2 separate regions of the Homo sapiens genome follow, and region 1 is linked to region 2. Evidence: read pairs that join two places in POLR2A ChIA-PET (ENCODE). Cell type or tissue: OCI-LY7. All regions are shown on one strand. Each heading gives the region's core, and the rest is flanking DNA. Links, peaks and the distances in the headings are about the cores only. Region 1 overlaps SORL1 (sortilin related receptor 1). Region 2 has its middle 79 kb from the start of SORL1.

Region 1 (11,961 bases), core at 4,984-7,483, 120 kb after region 2:
AGCCAGCCATCAGCACCCAGCACTTGGCAGGCCCTGTGAGTTAAACATCATGCCCTTCTCCATGCAGTTGCACCTTTGTTAGCCCTTGGGGTAAATCGAGGCTCTGGAATTTAATCAGAGAGAGAGCCAGGTGGAGAAAGCTGGAATCTGAGCTCTTCAGGGACCTTTTGTTGAATTTCTGTTCTGCTTTCTCCATCCTCCATCTTAAACACTGCTTTTGCCTCCCATTTATTTGAAGTTACCACTAACAGTAATAGTCTTCCTTCGAGTGCGTGCGTGTGTATCATATAAATGTGTGTATTTTCCTCCTTCAACCCAGGTTTGAAGGAAATCTGAGAGATGAGGAAAGAGCCTGAGTAAGACTTATATCTCAAGGTTGAAGCTTGCCAAGTCAAGGATATTAGTTTGGCAAAAATCTGTGAAACTTGTAGATCCTGTATGATTGGATTTACAGTGAGCCTTGAATGTTTTTGCTCAGAGAAACCTTGGAACGTTTTTTTGCAGGTTGTTTAACCAAAACACAGATCTGTTTACCTTTGCTTGCCTTAGGGAGTAACCTAAGTATGGGCTGGGTCAGTTTACCAGCGGAGGGGGAATTATTGTTACTTTGGGTCTCCTGCTTCTTAATACATGGTTGCTAGGGCCGGAGGAACCCTCAGATTCCATCTGTGGAAGTTGAGGGGCTTTGGCAAAGATCAGCAGGTTAATTCCTCATTGCCACAGCCGTGTATTCAGTTGGTTCTCTGTGGGGCTCTGTACTTAGCTGGTGTCCTCTGCATTCATCTTTAATTATCAGGGCCCATTACTGTTGTTTTCTTCCTCTTTTTTGTGCGTGTTAAAATACTCATAACGTACAATTTGCTGTTTTGACCCTTTTAAGCATGCAGTGTAGTGATATTGAGTATATTCATATTGTTTTGCAGCCATCACCACCATCCATCTCTAGAACACTTTTCATCTTGCAAGACTGAAACGCTACACCCATGAAATAATACCTCTCTGCCCCCAGCCCCTGGCAACCACCATTCTACTTTCTGTCTCTATGCTTTTGCCTACTCTAGGTACCTCCTAAGTGGAATTAATACTATTTGTCACTTTGTGATGGACTTATTTCACTTAGCAGAATGTCCTTAAGATTAATCCATATTGTAGCATGTGTCAATTTTTTTCTTTTTAAGGCTGAATAATATTCCATTGTATGCATAGACCACATTTTGCTTATTTGCTTATCCCTCATGGACACTTGGATTGCTTCCACATTTTAGCTGTTGTGAATAATGCTGCTATCTGTGAAAGGTTTTTAAGGACACTGTTTCTTCGTTGAAAAGTGCTGAGTATAATCATCCTTTGGTTTTTACCATTACCTAGAGGCTAGTCTTGAGTGAAATATAATTTTTGGTAATCCATAAATGGAAGGCAAGTCCTACTCATTTTTCCTTCCAGTTGCTATTGAGAGAACACATAGGTACACAGTTGTCTTTCCTTTCTTGCCCTTGTTTGCTTTTGGAGCAACTGAGCTGGCTTTGGCAGTCTCAGTGCCTGCCTTCACAGACAGCGTGTCATGGAAGGTGGGATTTCAGCGGGTGTTTGATGGTGATGCCATTCAGGTTGTATTATACATGCCTCTTGCATCATGACCACTTGTCTTTGCAGCTGTGGAAGTCAGATGACTTTGGCCAGACCTGGATCATGATTCAGGAACATGTCAAGTCCTTTTCTTGGTAAGTTGTGTCATCTAAGAAATCTTGATATATGTAACCTCCTTTCTCCAGTTCTAGCTCCTTCTTGGTGGACAAACTGCCCTCCCCTGAAATGTCCAGCATTTATTCAGGAAATACATTTTTCCAGATCTGAGAATTAGAGCTGCAAGTACAATGATCTCACTGTGGGAGAGAGTTGGGGGGAGGAGAAAGTAAGGTATTTATGAGAGGAGTGGTAGAGCTTTTGCATTTTTCAATCAATCAGGGAACCCAGGGGAATCTTGAGGCCCTTGCATGTTTGTAGAGTTTCATTTTTAGAGCATCATATTAGAAGTGGGAGTTTTTCTCTATATAAAATTCATGCATTTCGCTGGGTGCAGTGGCTCACGCCTGTAATCCCAGCACTTTGGGAGGCTGAGGTGGGCAGATCACCTGAGCTCGGGAGTTCAAGACCAGCCTGGCCAACATGGTCAAACCCTGTCTCTACTAAAAATACAAAAATTAGCTGAGCATGGTGGTATGTGCCTATAAATCCCAGCTACTTGGGAGGCTGAGGCAAGAAAACTGCTTCAACCTGGGAGGCAGAGGTTGCAGTGAGCCGAGATCGCATCACTGCACTGCAGCCTGGGCGATACAGTGAGACTCTGTCTCAAAAAAAAAAAAAAAAAAAATTCCTGCATTTGTTCATAACATTTTCTTGAATGTCTGTTAAATATAAAACCTACTAGATTCTTAAGGGTATAAGAAATTGAATAATTTATGGATATAGTTATTAAGGAGAGGTAAGGAAAGACATTTCAGGTACGTAACACACATTGTGAAAGAGGCACAGAGGTAACAGACATAGTATGAGAAGCTAGAGAGAGGATTTATCCTTCCAGATGGGAGGATCATAAACAGCTGTGTAGAGGAGGTGGCCCTTGATCCAGGATGTGCACAACAGGTAGGATGTCCCTGTGTGGAGGTGTGGAGGACAGGAATTCCAGGCAGAGGAACAAAGTGACTTGCCAAAGGCACAGGGATGCGCCAATGTGGTGCTTGGGTAGAGAACATGAACTCTTAATTTTGGACAGTGTATTGGGTGAAGTTTTGAAAGGGAAGTTGGTATTAGAATCTGCATCGCTTGATAAAGGAATTTGGGCTACATTCTGAAAGCAATGAGGTACCCCTGTAGTTTTGTGAGAAGAGGAGTGAAATAAACAGGCTGTACTTCAAGAAGTACTTCTAGAAGTAAATAGTAATATACTTATCGTAATTTACTATTACAGTGATAAAGTAGTATAGGATCTTGAATTATATGAATTTGTACATGTGCAGGCAAATGTGTAGGACAGATTTCTAGGAGTGGGTATGCTGGGTCAGTGGGTTTATCTAACAGCTATCCATTCACTCACATGGATGACTGATAGATATTGCAAACTTGACCCCTCGCAAATTGACTCTTGATCTTCACCACCCCAAATCAGCTCCACCTATAACTTTTCTCATTTGCTCAGGCCAAAATCTTTGGAGTCATCGTTGATTTCACATTTGTTTTATGCTTTACATTCATTCTATCAGGAAATCCTATTGGCTTCACCTTCAGTATATATCTAGAATCTTCTACTCAGGTACCACTTCTAGTGCCAGCCTCCAGTGTCATTGCTCATTAGTCTCCCAACTAGTCTTTCTGCGTTTACTCTTGTTTTTCTATCATTAATTCTCAGCATGTGGTCAGTTTGAGTCTATTCAAATAAATTAGATCATTTTGTTCCTCTGCTTTGAACCCTTTAATGCTTCATCATTTCTCTCAGATTAAATGTCAGATACCTTCTTACCACAGGGAACAGGATATTTGCAATTGCTGTTTTCTCTGCCTAAAATGCTGTTACCAAAGATATACTTACTGCTTACTCCCTTACCTCATTCCAGTCTTTGCTCAAATAACATCTTCTAAATGAAGCCCACCTCATTTATGCCCACCTTAGGATCCTATTTAAAATTGCACCTGGCCAAGTGCGGTGGCTCATGCCTGTAATCCCAGCACCTTGGGAGGCCGAGGTGGGTGGACCATCTGAGGTCAGGAGTTCGAGACCAGCCTGGCCAACATGATGAAACCCCATCTCCACTAAAAACACAAAAAGTAGCTGGGCATGGTGGCGGGTGCCTGTAGTCCCAGCTACTCGGGAGGCTGAGGCAGGAGAATCGCTTGAACCCGGTAGGTGGAGGTTGCAGTGAGCTGAGATTGCGTCACTGCACTCCAGCCTGTGCGACAGACCAAGACACTGTCTCAATAAATAAATAAATAAATAATAACTGTCTCAATGAATGAATGAATGAATGAATAAAAATAAAATTGCACCTACTCCCCCATTACTCCCAATCTCCTGTACTGTGTTCTGTTCTGTTTTGCAGAGCACTTTACCACATTCTAATATACTATTATTATGCTTATTATTTGTCTTTCTCCCTTCAATAGAATGAAAGCTTCCCAAGGGCAAGGACTTTTGTAAGTTTTGTGCACTGATATATCCACAGTGAATAAATCCTTAAAATTGTAACTTTGGTAGAGAGTGCCAGATTTGATATAGAAAGTGTCAAGTTTGCACTCATCTCAACAATATAGAATAGTGTCTCCCTCCACAGCCAATGTGTTAGGGAAGAAATATTATCTCTGTGGTTTAATTTGCATTTTCCTTATTATGAGTTAGAACATCTTTTAATCTGCTTAAGGGTCATTTTTTTTTTTTTTTGAGACGGAGTCTTGCTCTGTTGCCCAGGCTGGAGTGCAGTGGCGTGATCTTGGCTCACTGCAACCTCCGTCTCCAGGGTTCAAGCAATTCTCTGCCTCAGCCTCCTGAGTAGCTGGGATTACAGGTGCCTGCCACCACGCCTGGCTAATTTTATTTATTTTTATTTTATATTTTTTAGTGAGAGTCTCACTCTGTTACCCAGGCTGGAGTGCAGTGACACTATCATAGCTTACAGCAGCTTCAAACTCTTGGGCTCAAGTGATCCTCCCACCTCACCCTCTCAAGTAGCTAGGACTACAGGCATGTGCAGCCATCCCTAGCTAATTTTTACATTTTTTTGTAGAAAGGAGGTCTCCCTATGTTTCCCAGGCTGATCTCAAACACCTGGCCTCAAGCAATCCTCCCACCTTGGCCTTCCAAAGTGCTGGGATTATGGTTTGTTTTATTTATTTGTTTGTTTGTCTGTTTAAGTATGACCAGGCTGGAGTGTAGTAGCGTGATCTTGGCTCACAGCAACCTCTGCCTCCCGGATTCAAGTGATTCTCCTGTCTCAGTCTCCCGAGAAGCTGGGATTACAGGCACCCACCACCATGCCTGGCTAATTTTTGTATTTTTAGTAGATATGAAGTTTCACCATGTTGGCCAGGCTGGTCTTGAACTCCCAACCTTAGGTGATCCACCCACCTTGGCCTCCCAAAGTGCTGAGATTACAGGTGTGAGCCACCGTGCCTGATCTCATGCCTGTTTTCTATTTGATTATTAGTCTTTTCATTGTTGGTTTCAAGGAGCTCTTTATATATTCGAGATTAGCCCTTTGGCTGTGATATGAGATAGATCGTATGTGTGTGTATTTATATTTCTATCTCCTAGTTTTTCATTTGTTTTTAGACTTTTACTTGTAATTTTAGTCCTCATTAAGTGTAATGGTCCCAGAAGATGTAGATACTGCCTTTGTTTCTTTTAGTTCTCCATGTAAAGTGAAATGTCTTTTAGTTGGTATTGCTTCCTTAGTAATAGAGGTAAAGATGGAGCTGGTATGTTGAGGAGCCTTACAGCTGACCATCATCAGACACCCATAGATTCTGTTTATGTTTCCACAGAGGGTAGCTGTTTCTGACCCTTTTGTTATTTTCCTTGAGCAAAAGTTGTGGGATCTTAGTGAAATTATAACCACAGTCTCATCCAAGGACACCCTCTGCTCAAGGAGAACCATTAGAACTTTCTTCTGCTTTATTTGAATTTTAAGGGGAAAAATTGTTCTTTTATCTGCTTAAGAAACTATAAATTAAGAGGGCAAACCAGCAGAATTACTAGATAAGGGAACATACAATTTAGAAATTTTAAGTTCTAAAATCATATTGTACCTTCTGCCTCTGTGTAGATATACAGATATCCTGGGAGAAAGGACTGGTTTATCTCATTGAAGCTAATGACATGTCGGTTAGGGGATTTTAGGCTATTTGTGGGATTTCTCCCCCTAGGTTTCCCCATAATAAGTGAAAGCGTAATCTAGTCTCTCAGAATAATGATATACATTTGTTCAACAATGCTTGGCGAGTTGGGAGCAGCAGGAGTGGGAAAGCTAAAAATTTACATGGTCCGGAGCTTGAGATTGGCAAGACAGAACAGTGGAAGACCTGGAGGGGGCTGAGGGGACTCAAAGATACCCTGTGGAGCATCATTGAGGGATTTCAGGTGAGGCCAGGTGAGGCTGGTGACTGCTCAGAGATAGAGCAAGGATTGGAATTTCTCAATGAGGACAAAGACAATAGAAAGTAGGTGTCAGTGAGCGTAAGACATTGGAAGTCTAAGTGATTGCAAAGTATGAGAACTTGTAGGTGGAGCAGCTTGCAGAAATGGGAGGTCCAAATATGGATTACGGAAGAAAATTGGGATGAAAGTCACAGTTCTTTCTATCTCTAGGTGTTGGCTGCTGCTTTTGGCTAGGAAGGAATAATAGAGGTGAGCTGGGTCTCAAAATAGCTCAATAAAGGTTCCTTCCTCTCTGCCGTTTTAAAAATACCAAGCAGCCTCATTTTAATTTGCATATCCTCTGGCTAGAGGAAGTACTTTAATCAGTACTTCTAATTGTGGAAAAGAAGAGAACATGCCACCACCCGCCCACACATGCACACAGAGGATCTGATAATGAAGAATAGTGTTCTCCCACACTAGGACCAAAGCTGCTGGTTTCTCCGTTGCCCTAAGAATCCAGATTGTAGGGCAAAACTCAAGTCTTGCTCCCATTGTAAAAAGAAGCTCTTTTTTCTTTGTTTTTTCAAGACAGGGTATTGCTCTGTTGCCCAGGCTGGAGTGCAGTGGCACAATCATGGCTCACCCAGCCTCAAACTTCCAGGCTTCAATCCACCCACCTCAGCCTCCTGAGTAGCTGGGGCTACAGGTGTACGCCAGCATACCTGGCTAATTTTTTTAAATTTATTTTTTGTAGAGGTGGAGTCTCACTATGTTGCCCAGGCTGGTCTTGAACTCTTGGGTTCAAATGGTCCCCCTCCCTACCCTGGCCTCAGCCTCCCAAAGTGTTGGGATTACAGGTGTGACCCACTACATCTGGCAAAAGAGGTTCTTGTTTTTCTGTTTCTTATTTTCCTTTTTGGGAGGGGTGGGGGGAATATGCTCTTGACAGTATATCTCTGAAGGAATTTGACACGATTACCTTCATTATTCTGAGAGCCATCATGCATATGGGATTGTATAAGGGCAGTTACCTAACTGAGGCCTTCTGCTTTTCCTTGAGTCATCACTCTGTATTCTCACTACAAGACTATCTTCCCGACTTTACCATTTATTTTTTCCATTTGCTGAATGGTTCCCATGGCCTTGGTGTTCTTGAGAATGTTAGGAGACCTGGAGCAGATAAGTTGTCCTCTGAGCTGCTGTGTGGGGATTCTTGGGGGATCACTGGCTCAGAAGTTCTTCTCCAAGGTAGTTTGGCCTGGTCATTCTATGTTTTCATTTTGGATTAGCTTCTTGAATTGCCCCACAGATCCAATGCAGAAAGTATCTCTTCAGCTAGGAATACTATAGGGTAAAATGAAATCTAAGACATGGCCTTCCGAGGCATCTATACTGTGTCTAGGAAGCTCAGACAAATACATAATGGTGAACAATAAAATACAGTGTCTAAGAGGCATTACTGCATAAAGGAATAAGACTGATTCTAAAAAATCACCCAACTAAAGGGGTTTTATACCTTTGTTTGGAGTTCAAACTCATGTAAAAGGCTTGGAATTGGATGCTGCAGAGGGATGTTATTGCTAGTGTTGGGAGAAGAGAGGACAGCACTGAGGAAGGCTTCCTGGAAGATGAAGACTTGAACTTGATGACAGAGGAGAGTAGGAATTGGATGGAGGGATCAGAGTGCGTGCAGAGGGCATCTCCTCACGAGAGTGTGGTGTTTGCAAAAGCACAGTGGGAGAAAGGTGCCCTCCCTTTCTGAAGGACATCAAGGAGATCAGTATGTTTGAGAAAGAGTTTGTGGAAGAGCCTCATGGGAGACGAAATGCACAGGCAGCTCCAGATTGCCTAGATCCATGACATTGGTAGGGGACAGGGCAGAGACAGGGCAGCGTCACTTGGAAGGATCAGGCTCAGAGGTTCATGGTGTGGTTTCTCCAGTAATGTTCTTCAGAGGATGTAGCACCTTGGGAAAACTCTCCTTCATTCCTCTGAGATTCATAACTTTAGACCAGAAACTTGCTTATAGCTTCAAGCAGTCCCTTGCTTATTAATTTTGAAACATTTTATCTTGTACTACTACTTTTTGCTCTTCCTAAGCAGGGCAGGGTTGCCTTGAGCTAAACCCAGGATGCTTTGAAAACAACATAAAACACCTTGCAAATGGCAATTTGTCCCCTCTATCCTGAGTCAAGGAGTAACCAAAGGGATATGTTTGAGGCACAGAGAGTATGATCTGTGGGTCACACCATGGTAGGCCTAAACTCTAGTTGATTATCCCATTGCAAAACTTCCATGCCTCTAGTAATTAAATGTGCAAATGATAACAACCTTTTTTTTTTTTTCTGCCAGGGGAATTGATCCCTATGACAAACCAAATACCATCTACATTGAACGACATGAACCCTCTGGCTACTCCACTGTCTTCCGAAGTACAGATTTCTTCCAGTCCCGGGAAAACCAGGAAGTGATCCTTGAGGAAGTGAGAGATTTTCAGCTTCGGGACAAGTACATGTTTGCTACAAAGGTGGTGGTAAGTTGAATGTACTAAAGAATAAACTACTTTTGAGTTTCCTTTGTGAAGTTTGGCATTCTGTGATTAAACAGGTGAGTTTGCATACACAGGAATTGGAAGGATGTGCTTGGGACAGATTGACTGAAGGGATCTCAACATTGACAACATTGACGAACATTCCGAAAGGGCTTGGCAGGTGCTAGGAAGTCAGAGGAGTGGAGAGGCCTAGGACAAACACTCAAAGTGGCTCTAGGCTCTAGGAATTTGGTTGTTTCCTGGTAGCCAAGCATCCTTGACAAAGACGTATTTCTTTGAAATCCCAATGAAAAGAACAAAGAATGGAGAGGGGAGGGTGGCTCAGTGGCTTCTTTCCTTTAATCCCACTGCCTGATTTCCTTTAAACTTATGCTGATTTCTTTGAGATTTTTCAACACATGTCAATTTACATGGCTAATAGGATGTGTAGTCATTGGCTAGTGGGAGTTAATGCTCTAAGAAAAGCAGTAATTAAGCTTCCAGCTGTCAGTAAGTAGCTTAACTCTCAGCCTTTGGGAAAATCTTCCCCTTGATTTGATGTGTTGGAGCCAGATGCCGAAATGGTGGGCTTGCTCATTCAAAACCAGAGTTGATTACTTAACAGGACTTGTCTTGAAATTGTATTGAGTTCAGTCTTTATCACCCTGGTTGTAAAGGAAAAAACCAGGCCCAGTCAAGGGCAGGTGGGGCTCTTATTTCTGGGAGGCTACTAGCTTGCTTTCCTGATGGTGCCCTTCCCTTGTTGACTCAGGGTCTGTTGAAGGCCTTTGCTAACTGGGAGGTTACTCTGTTGTCTTTCACTGTTAACCTTAGAGACTGAAATCAGACGTAATCTTTTCCTTCAGATTCTCATTTACTTCTATAATTGGTAGCAGGCCAGGTGGAAGTAGGTCAACCTTCTTAGTAGGATTTTAGGGTCAAGAGAGGATCTCCCCAGCAGGAAAAGCAGGGAGTAAGGACAGAATGAGAAGAGAGATGTGGGTGGCTAAAGGCTAGAGGCATTTCCAGTTACATACCTTGCAAAATGTTCTGAAAAACCATTAGCCTATGGCAGTTTTTCTTGTCAGGCCATTTGCATTGACCCATAGACATTGGTTCAGTGCCTTCCTGCCTTGACTGTTTCTTTATCTTTCTCTTAAACACACATGCACAAATATGTACAGCAGCCCAGAAACATAAGCATCCTCGAATGGCTTTGGGCAGGGATGGGGTGATGGGAACACACAGATAAGAAATCAGGCCCAAGCACTGGTGCCTTGTGACATCAGTTGGACAGTCTTGAGTTTTCAGTATGGTCTAAAACCTTGTCTTCAGTTCTCCAGGGTTTATAGGCCTTTTCTGCCTTAATGCCTTGGGCCTGGAGTTATTGTGTGATTTTAATTCTGAACTCTAAAACACATTGACTGACTGCCTGGTTTGTCCTCCTTTTTGCTTGAACCAGGGCAGGATGGATAGCTGTTGTGCATTTCTCTTAACCGGGTTATTTCTAGGTGTCACGGTCGAGAGTTTAAGTTATATCCCAGCTGGGCCGGGCATGGTGGCTCATGCCTGTAATCCCAGCACTTTGGGAGTCTGAGGTGGGTGGATCACTTGAGGTCAGTAGTTTGAGACGAGCCTGGTCAACATGGTGAAACCCCGTCTCTACTAAAAATACAAAAATTAGTCTGGTGTGGTGGCACATGCTTGTAATCCCAGCTACTCGGAAGGCCGAGGCAGGAGAATTGCTTGAATTTGGGAGGTGGAGGTTGCAGTGAGCCAAAATCATGCCATTGCACTCCAATCTGAGCAACAGAGCAAGACTCTGTCTCAAAAAAAAAAAAAAGTTATATTCTAGCTGGAGCTTTCTGTGCCCTCCATTCTAGTCTAACAGCTATGTCTGTTCTCCAGATGTATCTGATTTACAGAGTGCCTGTGGTGAGTTTTTAATTAAACCTGGCCAGTGGTAAGATTAGGGGTCATGTTTGTTTTGATCTCACCGATACAGTACCCAGTGCCTTGCGCTATGTTTGATACGCAGCAGATGCGCAATAGAGTTGAATGAATGCCATGTTTGCCCACCTAATTTAAAAAGTAGTCAATTTTTAGAAATTTGGTGGGAGACGTATTAAATTTTTGGTACTTTTATAGGCAATTCTTAACTCTCTGTATGGCTTATTTATTTATATGCTGTTGGTGGCAAAATTGTAGTTATGAGCTGGCTCCTCCTTCTGCACATGGATGAGCCACCAGATTCCAGGGTCAGTGGTATTAGTGAGAGGATGTAGGTAAGATGAGTTAGGCCACCACTGAGAGGTGTTTCCCAAATTGTGGTCTTAGGAGTACCCACGTCAGCATCAGGCAAGGACAGTTGTTACAAGTGCAGATTGCAGGGCTCAAATGCACTTTTCCCCAGATCATCCCAAGGTTGTCTAACAATCACCAGTTTGAGAAACTCTGCCCTGAGCCTTCTACAGGCAGATGCTTCAAATGACAGAGTTGTACTACTGTCTAGGGAATATTTCTCAAGGGATGGATTGATGGGAAAAGAAACACAACTGGCTGTGGATAGCACACAAAATATGTGCTTTCCTCCTTTTTATTACATCAGACTGCTAAACGACAAGGATAAACAAAGTTGGCCTCGGTCAGATAATCCCCTCCCAGTAAGAGTGTTGAAACCTGCAAGTGTAACTTTTTATCTGGGGTCTGCCTAGCTCTAAGGCTGCCTGAGCTTGGGAAATTCCAGCTGGCTTTAGTGTTAAATGAATTCAAATCAAATTGGGAAAATCAAAGAACTGATTTTAAAGCTACAGAAAGCTGGTTTTGCATGATTAACTCTTTTGCTTCCTTCCAGCACCATGAATGATTACAGTCCTTTGCAAGCTACTGTTTCAGCCCCCTGGCTTCTGGACTGGAGCTGGTGTCCAGGTCTTCAGAACCTCCTGGTACCCTGTTGGCCTCGCTCTGGCTTTATAATGTGCTTTGTATTTTTTGCCCTTAAGTTGCCTTGTTTAATTTTTATTCCTTGCTTTTTGACATGAAGTTCACTTATTTGTCTTCATAGTGTACATCAAAATGATAGGGCCATTAAAGAAACAATGAGGTTCCTCTGTGATTTGTTAATTTGGTAATATACAACTGTTAGGCTCTTTCAGTAGATAACAGTAATTGCTGAAAAGCTTGAGGTGGGTCAGGGTTAGCTACTCCCCTACAACCTCACAACCTCATAACCTCACTACCAGATTAAGATTATCATGCAAGCCAGGCCCAGATATTTCTTGCACAAATGTGTATCAGTAAGCAA
Region 2 (11,961 bases), core at 4,433-6,932:
TCTGTCCCCCTTGGGAAATTTAAGTGGCCTTTTGCCAATGAGAAGGAGGTAACTGTTCATTTTAAAAGAAGCTACTTTCACTTTCCCTTCCACATGTGAGACAGAGAACCCCTGTGGACTGGTGTCTCATGAGAACAGAAACACTCCAGCTGAAACCAGAATGGTCTGCCTTGGTCGTCATGGCTGAAAGACCTGTACTGAGGGCGTGAAGCAGAACCCCCTTTATTAGCCAGAAGAATGAGTATAGAAATGGTAGGCTCTGGGGGCTGGATTCTGGTAATTGGTCCTATTGGATGGACTATCTTCGGACATTCCAGAAACAGAGCTGTCCCCAAAATCTTTAGAAAAAAAAAATGTTGTCACTCTCCCCTGTAATTCATTCCTTGGTCTCACAATACTTGGAATCCAACAATTTTTTTTTTCCCACACTTAATCCAAATGCATCCTGTTGCAATTAAACTTCAGTTGTCTTGCTTGTCCTTGTTTAAAACAAAGGACAGCTGTTCTCACTTGCACAAAGCTCTTGAGGACTGAGCAGAGGATGGTGATAGAGGTAAATACAGCATTGTCTGACCTTGGTTTTGAGTAAACGCTCAGGTAAAATTTTTCTCTCCCTCCAGTATCCTGAGGAGCTAAACAAAAGGGCATCTGAGTTGAAGGTCCTAGATTTAATTCCTGGAATGAATAATGGAGACTTGGGGTTATTTGTTACTGTTGTTCATCTCCAGTTTCTTCATTTATAAAGTTGAATAAAATTGTATTAAGGAAAAGCCACATCTAATGAAAAAATCATCCTCATTTGCATTCATTTTCACTGCTCCTCCATCCACCTCCCACCACCAATAGCTGCACCTGAATTTCCTGAACCAAAAGGAAGGAAAGATGAAGCCAGTGTGTGAGCTGACTGTTTTCTGTAACCTACAGAAACTAGAACAATGTGAGCAGCACAAGGCTGTTGCATTGAAGGTCTGGGAATTTTTTCCAAGAGACAAGTTTGGATTGTTTGTGGGTTGATGAACTGAACAGAGGTAGTTATCTGAGAATCTTAGGGGACTTACCTCAAGTGTCATGTTTCTGTTGGTTTGTGACTGTGCAGTCTGTGTTAACTGCTTTGCCGTCGTTCCCAGGACTTGGAAGGAAAAAAAAAATCCAACCTGCTTGGTGGCTAATCATTTGAAGAGAAGTCTGCAGTCTGTTAGGCAGAATGTCTCACTTCTTTCCCCCTCTGCCCTATTGCCATGCTATTGAGCTGTGTGTCTCTTTCCAGTTTTCCCCGTTGGGCTAGCTCTGTTTTCAATGTTGTCTTCGGCAAATTACCAAAATAGAATTTATGATTCATTGACCCAAATTATGTTCCCACTGACAATATCTGCAGAAATTCTGTTCAACAATAGCTTGCTGACTTTACAGAAAACACACATCACTCCCTGGAGTTCACCCGCCCCAAGAAGACCAACAAAAAAGCAAATTAAATCTTATCTCCTCGGAAGTCCTTGATGAAGAACATCCTGGTCTTGGCAATTCACTGCATATTTTCAAAAAGCGTTCAGAAAGCAAGATTGTTAGGGTTTTCTGTGAATTGCAGTTTAATCCCGAGGCATATATGAGAGACCACTCTGTATGAACAGCAACCTTTTATTTTCCCCTAAACCACAATGCTGACATTAAGATCCTAGACTTACTCTGTGTTCTGAGCACCTTAAGGCATCACAGGCATTTATCTCAGTGGGTAATTATCAATCGAGGCAAATGACGAGACAAGCGTCAATCATTTTGGGAAGTTTATTTGCCAAAGTTAAGGACTCACACTCTGGAGACAGGTCTATGCCTTTTCTCTGAAGATAATTCTGAGGGCTTCAAATTTAAAGGAGAAAGGGCAGGATATTGAGAAATACACAATTTTCATGTAGGAGGGGGGTGGGGGAAAATAGTCATTCATGCCTTTGTCTTGCTCAGTGAATCTGCATTTTTACATAAAATAACATAGATAATAAGGCAGAGGAAACGATCAGATCTGCCTTTGTGTCAGGTGGGCAGAAAGGATGACTTTGAGTTCCGTCCTATGTGGCCCTGCACCTGTGAAGATAAGCCATCGATTTGCATTGTCCTGGTGAATTTTAACAGAAATGCTTTGGGGTGAAGATCTTGGAGGCCACAAGGAATTTCCCTGTGGGCAAAGTATGAAGGAGGTGTGTAGCTTTTCATCTTGTAGTCATCTTATTTGGGAACCAAAATGGGAGGCAGGTTTTCATGGCCCAGTTCTCAGCTTGATTTTTCCCTTTGGCTTAGTGAGTTTGAGGTCACAAGATTTCTTTTCCTTTCACATCCTCCACCCCCAGCTTTTCTTTAAAATCTTTTGGAGAAAGCATTTTTAGAAGGAAAATGTGTCTCTGATCTCAGGTTGCTTTTCCCTTTTTCTTTATTTTTTGAGCTGGTTCCTCATCACTAGGATGGTTTACTCCTACAAATTCAGGTCCTATGTTGCTAGGAAGGCTCCTTCCTAGGAAGTCATGTCCCGCATTGCTAGGAAGACTCATTCCTGGGAAGTCGTGTCCCATGAGGATAAAAATAGGGGGAGGAAAGATGGAAATGGAAAGAAAAATATAGGGACCTAGGCCAGATATATAGCAACGAAGGGGTAGCAAACCTGGAAGCTGGTTCAGGCTATACTACTGCCTCCTTAATTAGAGCAATTCTTTGAGCAATCATTACTCTAGCTCTTTTGGTTGCATGTTGACTTATTTGCACGCACATACCATAACACCATTGTAAGCAAAAACAGGACAAAACCCAAATTATTCTCATTACAGGCAATAGCTTCTGTCACCAAGTTCCCCAGGACCCAAACCAGCCAACCTATCAATCAATAAGTGAGGGTTTTGGATCTGACAGGTTAGTTATCTGGGTTTTTATATCGGTCATAAGTCGGGTTATGTTATTTGATTTGTCTGGAATATAAACACAACATTCGGTTTTTATAATGGTGCAGGTCCCACCTTGGGCTGCAGTGAGTATGTCTAAGGCCATACAATTTGGCCGCACAGCTTTCCTCATAAGGAACTCATAAGGAACTTTCGTCATAAGACCTCATTTTTTTTTTAGCAAAGAGATACTCATGCAGCTGTCATTTAGGGCCTTTTGGGTGTAACTTGTTAGGGCCTTGTATTAGTCCATTCTCAAACTCCTATAAAGAACTACCTGAGACTGGGTCATTTATGAAGAAAAGAGGTTTAATTGACTCACAGTTCTGCAGGCTGTACAGGAAGCATGGCTGGGGAAGCCTTAGGAAACTTACAATCATGGCAGAAGTGCGAAGGGGAAGCAAGCACCTTCTTCACATGGTATCAGGAGAGAGACAACAAAGAAGAGTAGGGCACTATCCATTTTCGAAACAACCAGATCTCATGAGAGCTCATTCACTATCACGAGAATAGCAAAGGGGAAAACCTCCCCCATGATTCATTCACCTCCCACGTGGCCCCTCCTCCAACACGTGGAGATTACAATTCAACATGAGATTTGGGTTGGGACACACAGTCAAACCGTATTAGGCCTCTATATACCATATAACATCTTCAATACCTATTTGTGGTACAAAGATTGAAGCTAAGTGATCATACCATTGGAATACCGAATGTGTCCAGCAGGATTGTAAATGAAAAAGATTTGCTGGTTTTGGTAGGGTCTGAATTATTCATCCTTGTGTGCAAGTATAACCACCTAGTGAACTTCATCATAACATCCTGGAGGTAACCACAGCCATGTTAGTGCCACATAACCCTTATGTCCCATTTGGAGGTAGCCAATAAATACCTGGTTGCCGTACCCAATTGGTGGCATGCCAGTCTGTGTCTTGTCATATAATAATGTGGTCACAATGTTCTCCAGGTATCCACCCCATATCTCTTCTACTGTTTGGCCATTGGTCGTTGGTGTGTTTTCCTTGTTCCCAACATAAAGGAGCATTTCGGCTAAGCTGACCTAATGAAGGGGTGAGCCACAGAGTCCCATCCCAAATTTTCATTATCCCATTTTGAAAATGAGCCATTGTTTGGGGCATAGTTGTCACCTTCTCTTTTAGCTGGGGAGATGCTAAAGTGAGAGTTAGTGAGCTGATCCTTTCCATTAAAAAACATTTCCCCTGTCTCTTGCTCTTAATAGTGTTTTTAATGGGTCAGTTACTTATATTGTCTTTTGTTATGCCAGCACTAAGGATACCAGACTGTTTCTGTGATGTAATACATTTTTGATATTTTATCCAGTTCTGCCATTGGAAGACAGATATCCGCCATGGCAGGCTGGAGCCCCTGGAAAGAGGCATGAGTCCGCATATCCAGCAGGCCTCCTTTTGTAATCTGTATGCATAATCCTGAGCCCATTGCAGAAACAGGTTTGTTTCATGGGTGACAGTGGGTGGCAGTGGCAAGAAGGCGTAGTGACATAGGAGAAATAAAAGCAAGGTTGTGAAATTGATTTTAGCTACTAAAAGGACATTAAGTCAGACAAGGCAAGTGCCTTGTTCTGTGTAAGACAGCAGTTGCCAGTATCTCTAGGACAATAGTCATAATAGCTATTATAAAATAAGCACAGGTGTTCTTTTGTATACAGGCCTGGCCCTGTGTCTTGGGTTTAAGCAGTCCACAACAGCTGTCATCTGCTTCTAGTCCTGAGTCAAAGTTCAATGTTTAGTGAGTCGAAGGCAAAGATCCTTGGCGGGAGTCACTGTCCACTCAGGAGGTTGTGCCTTTTTTAAGATGAGAGATGTGAATCCATGAGTCTATACCCTCTAATTTTGTGCTACATGGATTGGCCAATAGTACCTGGTATGGCCATTCCACTGGGGTTGAAGGGAGTCCTTCATTAAATGTCTTTTCCAGTAGACAAAGTCTCCAGGCTGCAGCATATACCTGGAACCCTATCTTCAGGCTGTGTGCTGTGAAAGGAATTCTTTACTGAATCTTGTTTTTTTTTTTTTTTTCTTAAAAAAAAGATGATAAATGAAGCACAAAAACTGCAGGAACCCTACAGTGTCCTCCTTCTCCACATCTTCCAGATGAGAGGCTGCCACCAGGGTTACTAGGGAACCCATAGTAAGTAGGGTCTTGGGAGTTAGACCCCCTACTACCTTCTGTTGAGTGAGTGGCAGACAAGGAAGTGGGGGGATGGTGGACTGGAACATGCAGGAGAAGGAGGGAACAGATCTGGTTCAGGAAGTTCAGAGAGGTCAGGGTAGAGGGGGAGGTGGGGGATCTCCAAGAGGAAAGGAAGGGATTTAGAGGATTCCTTTAAAAGAGATAAAACATTAGAGAGTCTTTGGTTAGCACTTCTGAGTTGTTTGTTGGCCTCCTGTGAGGAGGTGAGGTGATCTTCCCCGCCTTTGCTACTCTCCAGGTACCACTGAAAGTAGCTCTCCCATCCTGGTTGTTTTTGTGCCTGTGTTTTCCATCCTAGTTCACAGGTATGCTAATTTGTGCATCTCAAAAGATCCCCATCTAGGCCATGGTAACTTGGAGTCTGCTTTGGTTATAAGGGTCCACTTGGTTAAACATTTGCATGACAACTCGCCATAAGTATTTTGCAGGTACCCGGCTGGAGTTTCTAAAGGTGGAGCTTTATGTTGCACAGCTGCTGGGTTTTAGCCAACCTAGAGGTCTTGTTCCCCATAATTTACTTTCTTTTTCAGATTTACCAAGTCAGGAAGTGTCAGACCCAGGGTGTTCTGCTTGCAGACCTAGCTTTTCAGGGCTGTTACTCCCTGAACCAATTCGATCCACCTGTGTCATGGCTGTGTGGCACAGTGTGTCGGGGCTCAAGGTGCGGGAGGGGTCAGCTCCGTATATGCACCTGCCAGCTGAGATTAGGCTCGAAGTGTGTTCTTCTGAGGGGGTAACCTACTCAGAGCCGCTGCACGTCTTAGGGAGCGTTCCCCCGAGACCCTCTCATATGATTCTCAGTTGCCTGAAAATGCCCTGAAAGGCTGAGGGGAGCATGGTGCTCTTATTTCTTTGGAGTGGAAAATTCCACACTCATAAGCGAGAGGGGCTTCGAGTTGGTCAAATCTAATAAGAGAAGGATGAAAACATACAGAAAAACCCCCGAATAAGACAGAAAACAAACAAACAAAACAGCTAAGCAAAACAACGATCACACAAATTATACATTTCTGAGTGCTCTAAATGTAAGGAGAAATTAAGACCAGCTGGTTGTTAACACTAACTTTAGTCATTAAAGAGAATTTGCAAAACAGAATCCCAACTCAGCTCCTTACCTACTGATGGGGCCCAAGCTGAAGACCGCTCTCTGCCAATGCAGAAGCAGACAAGCCCACCTTCCGTGAGAGAAGCAAGTGGAAACTCCCAGCAAAAAGGAGTTTTCCCTAACAGCAAATTAACCTCAGACACCCAACTAAAAATGTTGGGAGGTCAGGGATCCCTGCAGGAAAGAGGCCCTAGACCTTGGCAAATTGTCCTATCGGTGTGAGCTATAAAGAGCCCAAGCCAGTACCAAGTACTGACAGGAGGGCAGCCGCAGGCCTGGGCCACCTTTACTCAGGATCCCTCCGTTGTTACCAGATGTCAATCGAGAAACACGACAAGACAGGTCTCACTCATTTTAGGAGGTTTATTTGCCAAAGGTAAGGACTCACACTCTGGAGACAGGCCTATGTCTTTCTCTGAAGATAATTCTGAGGGCTTCAAATTTAAAAGGGAAAGGACGGGATATTGAGAAATACACAATTTTCATGTAAGAGGGGGGTAGGGGGAAAATAGTCATTCATGCCTTTGTCTGGCTCAGTGAATCTGCATTTTTACATAAGATGATATAGACAATAGGGCAGAGGAAATAATCAGATCTGCCTTTGTGTCAGGTAGGCAGAGGGATGACTTGAGTTCTGTCCTATGTGGCCCTGCACCTGTGAAGATAAGCCATCAATTTGCATTGCACTGGTGAATTTTAACAGAAATGCTTTGGGGTAAAGAGCTTGGGGCCCACAAGGAATTTCCTTGTGGGCAAAATATGAGGGAGGGGTGTAGCTTTTCATTTTGTAGCCATTGTATTTGGGAACCAAAATGGGAGGCAGGTTTGCATGACCCAGTTCCCAGCTTGACTTTTCCCTTTGGCTTAGTGAGTTTGAGGTCACAAGATTTATTTTCCTTTCACAATATGTATGGTGTACAATAACCAGGCTCTGTCTTGGATTTCTCTTGCCCATGATCTTAAAGAGGAAGCAAAGTAATCTGAAAAGCCAAGAAACTAAACATATTTTACTTCCCTTGAGAGGTCAACTTTTTTCTTAGTGATTTTTGCTTTTGTAAAGTTATCTTAGAATAAAAAAAGTGAAATTTAAAAGCCTAGTTCGTCAGTGTTGGAGCTCAGAAAGCAATACACCAAAGACTGGCACTTTTACATGCTGAGAGGCCTTTGAAGCTGCCTCAGAATCAAGGTTCCTCTAACCTTGTCTTATTGTCCACTGTTTCCCAAATCCTTCACTGGGTACAGGGAGAGACTCTCTCTCTCTCTCTTTGGACTTTCCTTATCTGAATAAGAAAGCAAGCTTCTTTCCAGAAGAAATGCAATTTTAAGACCCTCTCCCTAGGAATCTCATCAAATGACCAGCAAAGATCAACCACCTAAGAAGAGAAGAGACTGGAGTCATCACTACACCCAGACAGACTTTTCATAGAATTTTCAGAGAGCACCTCAGAGAGATTACCTGGGGGACTTTATCTGCATGATAAGACAACCTTTCTTTCTGTGTGGTTCTGCCCCTCACCTTCCCAAAAAGAATCATTTACTAATAATTGTCCTCATTGGGCCTATTCATTCCCCCATTATCTTCTCCCCTATGAAGGGGGCATTTATGTCTCAACCATCTGGCCTCTCTTTGAGTTCAGATTTTGTATGACTCTCATGCATACATGTGCATGTAATAAATTTGTTATGCTTTTCTCTTGTTGACCTGTTTTTTATTATAGGGATGTAGGCCATAACACTTTATGATGGGGAGGAAAGGGATCACCCCCTTTCTGCCCTACATCAGTTTACAATCTGTTTGGCAGAGATAGAATCCTCAGAAAGCAAGATAGAAGCATAGAAGATGAAGTAACCAGACGCCACCCTGCCTCCTCCAGTGAATGCAGCTACAAAAACTGAAAAGGGCTGGGCTTAATGGCTCCTGCCTGTAATCCCATCACTTTGGGAGGCTGAGGCACAAGGATTGCTTGAGGCCAGGAGTTTGACACTAGCCTGGGCAACATAGGGAGACCCCACAACTACAAAACAAAAAAAAATAGCCAGATGTGGTGGTGCACGCTTTTGGTCCCAGCTACTAGGGAGGATTGCTCGAGCCTGGGTGTTTGAGGCTGCAGTGAGCCGCGGTCACACCACTGCACTCCAGCCTGGGTGACAGAGTAAGACCTGTCTCATAAAAATAAAAAATAAAAATAAAAAAACAGAAAAGAATGCATGGAAGTTATTTGAGGATGCTGAAAAGTAAATGATAGCAGGTGGATTGGGAAATAAGACCAAAATGTGAAATATCACAGAACCAGCAGTAAGTTGTTGTCCCCCACCCTTTTTCTCCTTGGTATCCTCTGGCCTGGATTGAAGGTTGCCTGAAAACTGTGAGAACCAGAAAGAGACAGAGACTGTTCCAGGAGAGGTCTGCTACTTCTGGCTAGAGGAAACAGAAAATGGGACTCCTACCACTTAGGGGAAGTGGCGGCAGCAGTCGACTTTTCTTCTGCTTTTTCCTCCATTTTGTTGTGCTCCAGTCCCCATACAATCCTGAGGTGGTTGTGGCAATGGCAGCAGTAGGGCCCACGTGGACCTAAAACTCTGATGAAGAGGAACCTCCCTCTCTGATTGGGAGAAGCTCTGGTCCCAATTTCATGGATGCACCCCTGTTAGTTTTCTCTATCTCTGTCCTTCTGCCACCTGGCCCCAGATGCAGGCACACTCATAGAAGTATGCAGCAGAGTGGGGCAACTAAGCCCCAGCTTTCTGACTGGAGGAGCAAAGAGTGGAACCACAGGGATCTAAAAAGTACTGGGGAGATCACAGAGAGGGAAGAACTTGAGAAAGTTGTTTCTGAATTTCTGAGCTCACCCACAAGGTGCACATGGATGGATCTGGCCCTAAACAGAACACCCTAGACCTTGAAAACTGAACTGTGGTCTCAATTCACTGCTCCATCCAGATTGGTCTCTGGGTGGTATACATGTGGAGACAGCATTTAAAGGCTTTCAAAACTGTACTGACATTGGAAGCACACATAGAGAAGTGTGGTTGGAACATATGGCTTGAACCCCACCAGGCTGACTGCCTATTAAACAAAAATATAAACCCTTTCCATAAGGTTTAAATAAGACTCAGGCCCATAATATAATATCGAAAATGTCTAGAATGTAATCTAAAATTATGTGGAATATAACAAACAAATCTTGCACAGGAAAAGATAATCAGCAAATGTCAACCATAAGATGACACCAATGTTGAAATAATCAAACACATTGAAGAAGCTATTATAAAAATCCTCCAAGATGTAAGGTTGAACAATTTTGAACCAAATAGGAAAATATTAAGCCTTAGCAAAGAAATAGGATATATTTTAAAAAATAACCAGATGCAAATTTTACAACTAAATAATATAATAGTTTAAAACTTTGTAAAAACATTTTAGTTGGGCTTAATAACAGAATGGAGATGACAAAGGAAAGAATTAATAAACTTGAAAATAGATCAATAGAGGCCAGGCGTGGTGGCTCACGCCTGTAATCCTAGCACTTTGGGAGGCTGAGGCAGGTGGATTGCCTGAGCTCAGGATTTCAAGGCCAGCCTGGGCAACATGGTGAAATCCCATCTCTACTAAAATGCAAAAAATTTGCCAGGCGTGGCAGCGTGTGCCTGTAGTCCCAGTTACTCAGGAGGCTGAGGCAGGAGAATCGCTTGAGCCCAGGAGGCAGAGGTTGCAGTGAGCCAAGGTTGCACCACTGCACTCTAGCCTGGGCAACAGAGCAAGACTCTGTCTTAAAAAAAAAAAAAAAAGAAAGAAAATAGATAAATAGAAATTATTCAATTATTCAATCTGAAGAACAAAGAGGGGAAAGATGAGGAAAAAAATTAACAGAGCCGCAGGAACATATGAGGCAATACCAAAAGTCTAAAATTTATGTCATTGGAATCCTGGAAAAGAGTAGAAAGAATGATGTATAGGAAAAAAAGTTTGAAAAAATAATAGCAGAAATGTCCCAAATTTGGTAAAAGACATGAATGTGTAGATTCAAGAAGTTCAGCAAATCCCAGAGAGCATAAATTCAAAGAAATCCGTACCAAGACATATTAAAATCAAATTGCTGAAAACTAAAAAATAAAAACATCTTGGAAGGAGAGAGAGAGAGACAGAGAGAGAGCATCAGGAAATCAGGAAATAACACAGCTAAGACAAAAAACCAACAAAATTGAAAACAGGAAATAGAGAAAATAAAAGCTATTTATTTTAAAAGAGCAATAACATTGATAAACATCTAACAAGACTGATAAAGAAAAAACAAGGAAGTCTGAGGTTATTCATATCAGGGATTGAAGAGGAGATATCAGTACAGACCCAAACAGACATTAAACAGACAATCAGTAAGGGAAGACTATAAACAACACTATGCACATACATCTAACAAACTGCCAAAGCTTACCCAAAATACAAAGACCAATCCAGGACAGCTGGTATAGTTTAGTTTCTTTAACACAGCAAGGTCATGACAAAAAGGCAGGGAGAAGAGACCATTCTATATTTGAAGATACTTAAAAAGAATAATTGCCAATACAATGATTGAAACTTGATTGGATGCTGATTTAGGGGAAGAAAATCTGTCGTAAAATATTTTGAGGAAAATTTGGGGAGAAACTTTGATCATGGACTAGATAGTATATGATATTAAAGAATTATTGGTGCTGGGTATGGTGGCTCACACATGTAATCCCAACACTTTAGGAGGCCAAGGTGGGAGGATTGTTTGAGGCCATGAATTTGAGGCCAGCCTGAGCAACATCTCTACAAAAAATTTAAAAATTAGCCAGGCATGGATTAAGACGGAGGACAGGAGGCAGGACTAGCTTGCAGCTCCTACTCAGACAGACAGAGCAGTGTGTGGAGACTCACATCGTGAACTTCTGCTCCAAGAACTACCACAAAAACATACCAGGAAAGCCAAGAGAATCCACAGACCCTTTAAAGAAACCGGATCACCCCTGCAGGCTCCCTAAAACACTGAAAAACTGTGAGTCTGCTTGCTTTCTCAATGGGGAGGCTCGTGGTCTGGGGCAAGTTCTCAGCCCTGGCTGAGAAATAGACACTGGCTGCCTGGAAATAGACTCGGTGCTGTTGGAGGAGCATGGTGGAAGTCAGACTGGCTTTTAGGACTGTGGACTGCATGGGAGTGGGGTGAGGCCTGTGACTGCCAGCTTTCCCCTACTTCCTTGGTGACCTGTATGATTCAGCAGAGGCAGCCATAATCCCCCTGAGAATATAACCCCACTAAACTGGGAATCACATGCCCATCCCCCACAGCAGCCACAGCAAGCCCTGCCCAAGGAGAGGCTGAGCTCATATAGGCCTATTCCTGCCCCCACCTGGTGGTCTTTTTCTATCCACCCTGGTAGCCAAAGACAAAGGTGATAACCCCTTGGGAGCTCTATGACCCTGCCCACTGCCTGAGAGACCTGAATGCTTAACCAGGTGTACCTAGGGCAAGTCTGCATTCTCCCTATAGGACTGCAGCTGATGCACTCTTGAAAGCGCCACCTCCTGGTTGGAGGCCCACCAACACAAAACCAGCGCACTAAACAAAAACACAACCAAGGACCCTCACAGAGTCCACTTCACTCCCTTGCTACCTCTACCAGAGCAGGTGCTGGTATCCATGGCTGCAAGACCTGAAGACAGATCACATCACAGGACTCTTT

The links. Peaks named below come from ENCODE experiments on the same cell type or tissue, not always from the same donor. Only the 100,000 strongest peaks of a DNase experiment are listed, where the experiment ranks them.
Region 1: POLR2A ChIA-PET joins it to region 2 with 5 read pairs; 4 of 35 experiments call an interaction of 5 or more read pairs at or near these places.

Annotation. Positions count from the first base shown.
Region 1 is chr11:121,488,390-121,500,350 of GRCh38, forward strand. SORL1 (sortilin related receptor 1) reads left to right here. Exons shown (of 48, transcript NM_003105.6): 5 at 1,654-1,721; 6 at 8,480-8,660. Among named protein-coding and RNA genes, the nearest start is that of SORL1-AS1, 41 kb to the left of the region's middle. RefSeq lists an enhancer at 9,750-10,250. In OCI-LY7, for the core only: no CTCF peak of the experiment used is centred there; a DNase peak (open chromatin) is centred at 6,482; H3K4me3 peaks cover 1,649 bases; H3K27ac peaks cover 2,500 bases.
Region 2 is chr11:121,367,591-121,379,551 of GRCh38, forward strand. No RefSeq gene overlaps it. Among named protein-coding and RNA genes, the nearest start is that of SORL1, 79 kb to the right of the region's middle. RefSeq lists enhancers at 6-105, 4,474-4,533, 5,031-5,808. In OCI-LY7, for the core only: no CTCF peak of the experiment used is centred there; DNase peaks (open chromatin) are centred at 4,631, 5,711 and 6,881; H3K4me3 peaks cover 2,436 bases; H3K27ac peaks cover 2,500 bases.